Linked DNA regions of Homo sapiens: region 2 is linked to region 1. A link is a loop called in an ENCODE intact Hi-C map of the cell type or tissue named here. Cell type or tissue: PC-9. All regions are shown on one strand. Each heading gives the region's core, and the rest is flanking DNA. Links, peaks and the distances in the headings are about the cores only. Region 1 overlaps TANGO6 (transport and golgi organization 6 homolog). Region 2 overlaps SNTB2 (syntrophin beta 2).

Region 1 (4,395 bases), core at 271-4,270:
GAGCCAAGATTGTACCACTGCACTCCAGCCTGGATGACAGAGCGAGATCCTGTTTCAAAAAAAAAAAAAGTATATGAGAGACCAGTTGAATAAGTTAGACATACCTTCAGATTGTTGCTGCCATTGGTCACACTTTCAAAAATTTTTTTTTCTCTTTTTAAAGCTTACATGAATGCCTCAGAAAGGTTTGTTGTCATTCTTGTTAATTGTATCTCTTCATTGAGATTTTAAAACATTTTTCTGCCTACCAGGAGCCAGGCAAGGGTACAGTGGCTGTTACATTCAACTGTTTGATTTTATGACATAATTAACTATATATCAGTTTTGCAAGTAATTTCCAGTCTTTCTTTCCTGTGTTAGTATGGTCTTTTAAAGTAATTGAGCGCTGGCCAGGCACAGTAACTCATGCCTGTAATCCCAGCACTTTGGGAGGTGGACGCGGGCAGATCACCTGAAGTCAGGAGTTTGAGACCAACCTGGCCAACATAGCGAAACTCCATCTCTACTAAAAATACAAAAATTTAGGTGGGCCAGGCTCAGTGGCTCACACCTATAATCCCAGCACTTTGGGAGGCCGAGGTGGGCAGATCACAATGTCAGGAGATTGAGACCATCCTGGCTAACACGGTGAAAAACCCCTTCTCTACTAAAAATACAAAAAATTAGCCAGGTGTGGTGGCGGATGCCTGTAGTCCCAGCTACTCGGGAGGTTGAGGCAGGAGAATGGCGTGAACCCGGGAAGCGGAGCTTGCTGTGAGCCAAGATCGCGCCACTGCACTCCAGCCTGGGCGACAGAGTGAGACTCCATCTCAAAAAAAAAAATTAGGCATGGTTGTGTGCACCTGTAGTCCCAGCTACTCAGGAGAATCACTTGAACCTAGGAGGCAGAGGTTGCAGTGAGCTGACATTGCACCACTGCACTCCAGCCTGGGCAACAGAGCGAGACTCCGTCTCAAAAAAAAAAAAAAAAAGTGAGCACAGGCTGGACACGGTGGCTCATACCTGTAATCCTAGCACCTTGGGAGGCCAAGGCAGGAGGATTGCATAAGCCCAGGGGTTCAAGACCAGCTGGGCAACATGGTAAAACCCTCATCTCTACAAAAAATAATCAAATTAGCCAGGCATGGTGGCGCACACCTGTAGTCCTAGCTACTTGGGAGGCTGAGGTGGGAGGGTCACTTGTGCCCAGGAGGTCAAGGCTGCAGTGAGCCCTGATTGCACCACTGCACTCCAGCCTGGGTGACAGAGTGAGACCCTGTCTCAAACAAAACAAAACAAAACAGAAAAAATACGTAAAGTAATTGAGCACAGAAAGTCCTATTCCATATTCAGGAAGTCTCTGAAAGTGACCCCTGCTGACTCACATCCGGTGTACACTACATTTGTAGGACTGGAATATCTGGACATGCTGAAGAAGATCAGTTAGAATATTTCTGTAACTCTTTATTCCCTAGGCTGAAACTTTCATCAATGGTACATTCACATTCATGCCAGGCTGTGAACTCTGAAGTCTCCTTAGCTAAATCCCCATGATCCTCAGTCTCTAGAAGCAGCTATGGTTGGGACCATCTTTTTTCCTTTGATTTGATGTTCTTAAAGGGGGACAATTAACAGTTCTCACTTTTGTGGAAATATTAGCATTTGACCTTACCTTTTACAAAATGCATATAATATACAGTACACATATTCCTTCCCACTCTCTAATCTCGTTCTTGAATTCCAAACTGGATTTTGCCCTCTACCAGAAAAGTCAGACTGCATCAAGATCTCTCCCACTAGATCTCACCCTCTTTGTTGAGGATTAAGCAACTATCCAGCCCTCTCTAAGCCAGATTGCTCTTGATGAATGTGTAGTAAGTGGAACACAGTTGAAAGGTTATAGGTAATTGTGCAACTCTGATTCTTATCAACTTCATCTTCCTTCATCCTCCTAGGTAACAGCTTGCCTGATTGCTGTGGCCAAAACAGATGGTGAAGTTCAAGTACGCAGAGCTGCCATACATGTGGTTGTGCTGCTGCTTCGGGGACTCAGCCAGAAAGCTACTGAGGTCAGTCCGTCTCTCGCCCTTTGCAATTTCTCCACCTCTTTTATTTGTCTATTTCTCAATCTTCCTTTTACCAGGGAAGGCCTCAAACCTCTTTCCTCGATGGATTCATCCAAATGAATCCATCAACAGGGATTTTGTAGCAGGAAAATGACCTTGTTTGTATCTTCGGTGTATGTCTCTATTACCTCAGTAACATATTGGCCAAACTATATACTAAGAAAAACCAGAGCACAAGGTTGTAGATTGAGGCCCTGAATCCTGGCATTGTCCTCATTGTTCCAAGGTGAGCTAGCTAGAACACATTCACCCTGCCTCTGCACCCTGAACTTCAGTGACTTGCCTTTCTGACTCATTTGATTGTTCATGCTGAATTACTAAAGGGCCTCATTGAAGATGTTTCCTTTCTAGCTGAGTTCAATCTATGACATGTTAGGTGCTGCATAAATTAAATTTTCTTCCTCCTTCAAGTGGGTTTGGCTGGATTTCTCCCCAGCGTATGGCCAATACAGGAAGAAAGTATATATTTACATATATATATATATAAAAAACCATATGTGTGCTGAGAATGAGCGACCTCTAAATTAATTTTCGTCTTGATTTTAATGGAAACACATTCCCAGTTGACTTCCTATGGAAAATTTGCATTAATAATTCACCACCCAGTATCCACAATGCTCATCTGTGGCTAACACATCAGTATTTAACCAAGTGTCAGTGAAGCCATTATAAAAGTGACTGTTTTAGGCCAGGCTCGGTGGCTCATGCCTGTAATCCCAGCACTTTAGGAGGCCGAGGCAGGCGGATCACCTGAGGTCAGGAGTTCGAGACCAGCCTGACCAACATGGAGAAACCCCATCTCTACTAAAAATACAAAATTAGCCAGGTGTGGTGGCGCATGCCTGTAATCCCATCTACTCGGGAGGCTGAGACAGGAGAATTGCTTGAACCCGGGAGGCGGAGGTTGCAGTGAGCCGAGATCTTGCCATTACACTCCAGCCTGGGCAACAAGAGTGAAATTCTGTCTCAAAAAAAAAAAAAAAGTGATTGTTTTATCACACACACACATACATGGGCTTTATTCATCCTAGAATGTTACCATATGGAGTTTCTGATGCCATTTTTGTACAGGCAGGGACTCAGTAGTTATCCCATTCCTTTCCTACACAGCCACCTTTTCTCTTTACGTAGTGACTTGCTGTTGTTGCACCTCACTAGCGAGGCCATTGGATTTCCCAGTGCTTTGGGAATAGTGCTTTACCCTCGGCTGCATTTCTCCCCCTTCTCCTCCACCTTGTATAGGTTGAGGTTTGGATTGAATGAACTTATCTGCTATGAGCATGTTCAACTACAAATTAGAAAAACTTCAACTACAATGTCCTAAACAAGTAAGGATTTTTCTCACATCACAAGAAATATGTAAGTAGGTGGTGTCTGTTTAGCAGCTCAGTATCAACAGGACCAACATTTCTATAATCTTTGTGGCCTTTGCCTCATGGCTACAAGATAGCTGCTGCAGCTCTGGCCATTGTGAATGATTTAAATGAGAAAGAAAGAAGATAAGAGAAGGACAGCCCTAGGTGCTTTTTGTTTCTTATTTTGGGGAACTAGGACAGTTTCCCAGAACCCCCCAGGAGAATTCCTATTTCATTGGCCAGAACTGTGTCAAACAATTGTTTCTAGCTGCAAAGGAGCCTGACAATGTATTTAGTTGGCACATTGCTACTCTGAATGAAATTGAATTTTAGTCAGCAAGGAAGATGGCAGGAAATGGATATTAGGGTGGCAACTAATAGTGACACAAAGGAATATGGGGAAGATCTGGCTGACTCATAAAAACTTCTGTAGCCGGGCGGGGTGGCTCACACCTGTAATCCCAGCACTTTGGGAGGCTGAGGCGGGTGGATCACCTGAGGTCGGGAATTCGAGATCAGCCTGGCCAACATGGTGAAACCCCGTCTCTACTAAAAATACAAAAATTAGCCAGGCGTGGTGGCAGGCACCTGTAATCCAGGCTACTTGGGAGACTGAAGCAGGAGAATCACTTGAACCTGGGAGGCAGAAGTTGTAGTGAGCCAGGATTGCACCACTGCACTCCAGCCTAGGTGACAGAGTGAGTCTCCTTCTCAAAAAACAAACAAAAAACTTCTGTAGGGACAGACTTGCTCATTAACTTGGAGCACTCACCTGGAAGGATGGAGGCTCCAGGGTTTTACTTAGGACCTTGATGGGGATGGGGGACATATAGATCATAGCTCAGTAATTTGTATAATTAAATAAATTGCTATAGGGACAATAATACACATTGCTCTTATTGAGAATCCACTGTATGAGAGGGAGTTAAGAAGAA
Region 2 (4,395 bases), core at 129-4,128, 200 kb after region 1:
ATTTTACGTAGAATAGGTGAATGGGTGTCTTCCCTTCTTGTTCACTTCCTGGGCCTAGAACTATCCTAAGCATAAATGTTAAGGGGTTATCTCAAAACCCCTATAGTGTGTATCCATATTATTGAAACAATATTGAGTAACATTTTGTTCAAGCATTAGCCAATGTGATTGCCTTTCAGAACTCTGGGCTTTTCTCTGTAGTTTCTATATAGGTGGAGAAAGGTGGAGTTTTTTAGAGACTTTAATCACTGTAAATGTCCTTCAGAATACCTGCGAGAGTCCTAGAAATGAGACCAAAGTGGGGGAGGGGGGAACTAAAAGGAAGGGAAAGGAAGAAAGGCGGGAAGTGGGGAGCAGAAAGAAAGAAAACAAAACAAAAAACCCTGGCACCAATATGACAGCTTCAAACTGCTGTATCCCCAGGGCTAACAACATAGTACCAGGAATTTTTTTCTCTGCTTTCAGGCCTATAATGAGGAAATTTCTGTCTGACCAATATCAGGGGCACATCAGCTGCTGTACTAAGTTTCTTCAAATATCCTGGAATTGTGGTGAGTTTGAACCCGTTAGCTACCACTTCTACAACTGTTCTTGGAGTTGTGTGGATGCAGTCCCATTAGATATATATAGAATTACTGGTTTATCTGTGCTACATCTTAGTAAGCTCCCATTACTTTCGCATTAGGATTAATAGAGGTGGAATTTGAGATGTGCTTTGGGAAATGGGTATGATTTGGACACATGGAAGTGAAGAAGTGAGGGAATCAATATAAATAAGGACACAGGAAAAGTCAGAGTATACCTTTCTGCAAGTAGTTTACTGGGTTGTGGTGGCCTGTGGTTATGCTTGAAATCTTTTGGTGGGTTTTCTTGTGCAAGCAGTTTAGTAAGATATTTGAGGGGACAGAAGAGAAGAGATGGTTGGAAAGATGAATTTATACACAAGACTTTAGACTACATTCCTTAGGCAGTAGCAAACCATAGAGACTCTTTTAAATCGGGAGTGGCCTGGTATGAGTTGGGGTCTAGGACAATCAACCTGGTAACCTTGTGTAAAGGCATGAGAGAAGGGAAGAGGGTCTGGGCAAGGAGATCAGTTAAGAGGCCAGTACAGATACAAAGGGACAACTATTGTATGAGTCCACCTATGTGAGGTACCTAGAGTAGTCAAATTCATAAGGACAGAAAGTAGAATGGTGGTTGCCAGGGGATAGGGGAATGGGGAGTAATTGTTTAGTGGGTATAGAGTTTCAGTTTGGGAAAATGAAAAAGTTCTGGAGATGGCTGGTGGTTGTGGTTTCACAACAATGTGAATACTTAATGCACTGAACTGTACATGTAAAAAATATGGTTAAAATAGTAAACTTTATGTTGTGTATATTTTACAATTACAAAAAAAAAAAAAAGCAGCAGCAGCAGCAGCCACTACAGTGGCTGGTCTGAGTTAACCAAGGCATGTTGGCAGTGGAAACTGAGGGGAGTAGGTAGGCTAGAGAACAATTTCAGATGTGATTTGGCACCTGATTAGATGTAGCGGGTAGGGACAGAGAGTGGTCTGCAAAGGTTTAGAGAAGCATTTTCCAAACCTTGATCGAGCATGAGAATTAACCACCTGGGCAACCTTTAATAAAATACAGAAGAGTGTGCTTCACACCAGGCTAACTATAGTACTGGTTTAGATCCTGGGTGGCGAGAAAGATGATGATGCTAATCCTTATAACTACAAGAGTGAGCACAGGAGCAGGGGATAAAGGATAATGAAGATTAGTTCTTGTTTGGATATGTTGAATCTGAAGGATGGGGCAGCACCCAGGTGGTGGGATTGGGGCCAACAGGAGATATTGGTTCTAGAGAGCTGTGTCAAACTGGAGATCCAGCAGAAAGCTGACAGGGATGAGAGGATAAAGTGAGAAGTGCTAAAATCAGAGCCTTAGGAAACACCTGGATTATAGGGATAGGAGGAGAAAAAAGGCACTTAAAAAATAAATGGCCAGAAAGAAGGAATACAAAACAGCTGGTAGAGTGCATTGCCATACATATTGGAATGGTCGAGCATAAGGATTGAGAAAGGGCCTTTGGATTGGGTAAGAAAACATTGATAACCCTTTAGAATGCTGTTTTAATTCAGAAGAGATTAAGGAGTGAAAGGAGAAAATAGAAACAATAAGCAGAAATTGTTTTGTTTTGATTTTCAAGGAATGGTGAAGGGAGGGAAGAGCCAAGTCTGGGTTCATCAGGTCAAGGGAGTGCTTTTTCAGTTTGGATAAACTTGGTACTATTTTAGGCCAGCATTTCTTTTTTTTTCTTTCTTTCTTTCTTTCTTTTTTTTTTTTTTTTTGAGGCAGAGTTTTGCTCTGTTACCCAGGCTGGAGTGCAATGGTGCGATCTTGGCTCACTGCAACCTCCGCCTCCCCGGTTCAAGTGATTCTCCTGCCTCAGCCTCCCGAGTAGCTGGGATTACAGGCATGTGCCACCATGCCTGGCTAATTTTGTATTTTTTGAGTAGAGACGGAGTTTCTCCATGTGGTCAGGCTGGTCTTGAACTCCCGACCTCAGGTGATCCTCCTGCCTCGGCCTCCCAAAGTGCTGGGATTACCGGCATGAGCCACCATGCCTGTTAAGCCAGTATTTCTATGGAGCACTTGTGTTTCGTGGATCTTCTGCCTACCTCCTTCTTTTCTCCCCAGCCCTTTAATAGTGGAGTGTCTGCTTTCTCTTCCGTACTCACTTCCTTGCTTGTGCTGGAAGTCTTCCATTGGCTCTTCTAGGTCCGCTCCTTCTCTACATGCCATCTGTCCCGGACGCTGACCTGCGTGGACAACATCAGCAGACTTCCTTGGCCTTTGGTTTTTGTTGGGTTTGGCCAATGTAGAGCCCCAATAGGACATTGGAGGGAAAGAAGGAGGAGGGTGAGGTTGGAGCATTTATCCCCTTGGCCCCCAATTCGCAGGTCAGTGCAATCTGGCTGAATTGACTGAAAGTCACTGCTCCTCTCACATCGGTCTCTATAGGGCTCTTTTCTTCTGGGTTTGGTACCCACTCTCTTTCCTATTTCCTTCAGGCCTACATGTGGAAACAGCTAATAGCCATGGGATACTACACTCTATTTTTCCATGTGGTTTCCCTGCACTCTGCCCACATCTTCATAAGTTGTCCCTTTATTAAATCCCTTACTATCGTTTCCTGCTGGGATCCTGACTGATACAGTGATCTTATCCAGTTTCATGGCATTAAATAGCAACTATATGCTAATAGCTCCCAAATTTATGTTTTTAGCCTACACCCATTTCCTGAACTGCAGACTTATATATCTAGCTGCCTGTTAGACTTGATTGTCTAATGTATGTCTCAAGTTCCTGATCTTTCTTCTAAAGCTGTCAAGGGGAACGCTATCCTTCTAGCCTTGTTCGGGACAAAAATCTTGACATTATCCTTGACTCTTCTTTTTGCCACCCCCTTATGTAATCTGATGTAGAATCTGACCACTTCTCACCACCTCCACTACTATTCCCCTGGTCCAACTCCTATCATCTCTCATCCCTGTTAACCTGCCAGCTGGTCTTCCTGCTTTTGCCTTGGCCTTCTTTTATTCTATTTTCAACATAGTGGTCACTTGCTCCTGAAAATCTCCCAATAGCTTCCTGTTTCAGAATAAAAGCCAAAGTCCTTGCCATGACCTAAAAGGCCGTACATGGTCTGCCTCCCAGCCCCGTTACCTTTGTGACCCCATTTACTACTCTGTCCCCCTCACTTACCCAGCTCCAGTTACTCTGGGTCTCCTTACTGTCTAACACTCCTGTTAGTAACTCCTGTTACTGTCCTAACACTGTCTCCCTGGCTGGAATGTTTCTCCCAGATATTTGCATGGCCAACTCCCCCATCTCCTAAAGTCTTTGTTCAAACATCTTATTAATGGCTTACCCTAACTACCATATTTAAAATTTACAAACTGACACCCTGGGCAGCATTTCTGACCCCTTCCCTTGCTGTGTTTCATTTTCCCATTACACTTAACATCTTCCAATATACTGTATAATTTACTTATTTTATTTTGTAATTATCATACTGTACAATTGAATTTTTTCCCCTTAAGGTATACAGTTCTATGAATCTGGACACATACATAAATTCTTGTAACTGTCACCACAATCAGGATACAGGACCATTCCATGGTTTCAGAAAACTCTGTTGTGCTATCCCTTTATAATCATATCCCTTCTCACCCCTAACCCTTAGAAACCACTGAATTTATTTTTATTTATTTATTTATTTATTTATTTAGTCAAGGCAGGGTCTCGCTCTGTTGCCCAGGCTGGAGTGCAGTGGCGCAATCTCAGCTCACTGCAACCTCTGCCTCCTGGGTTCAAGCCTCCTGCCTCAGCCTCCTGAGTAGCT

The links. Hi-C counts contacts between places; a loop is a spot of excess contacts. Peaks named below come from ENCODE experiments on the same cell type or tissue, not always from the same donor. Only the 100,000 strongest peaks of a DNase experiment are listed, where the experiment ranks them.
Region 2: a loop joins it to region 1, with 13 times the contacts of the local background. A loop is called at or near these places in 1 of 110 quality-filtered maps.

The regions. Positions count from the first base shown.
Region 1 is chr16:69,038,374-69,042,768 of GRCh38, forward strand. It overlaps TANGO6 (transport and golgi organization 6 homolog), which reads left to right. Exons shown (of 18, transcript NM_024562.2): 17 at 1,935-2,048. Among named protein-coding and RNA genes, the nearest start is that of HAS3, 65 kb to the right of the region's middle. In PC-9, for the core only: no CTCF peak of the experiment used is centred there; DNase peaks (open chromatin) are centred at 1,358, 1,888 and 2,408; H3K27ac peaks cover 1,514 bases.
Region 2 is chr16:69,235,283-69,239,677 of GRCh38, forward strand. All of the region lies in intron 1 of SNTB2 (syntrophin beta 2), which reads left to right. Among named protein-coding and RNA genes, the nearest start is that of SNTB2, 50 kb to the left of the region's middle. In PC-9, for the core only: no CTCF peak of the experiment used is centred there; no DNase peak of the experiment used is centred there.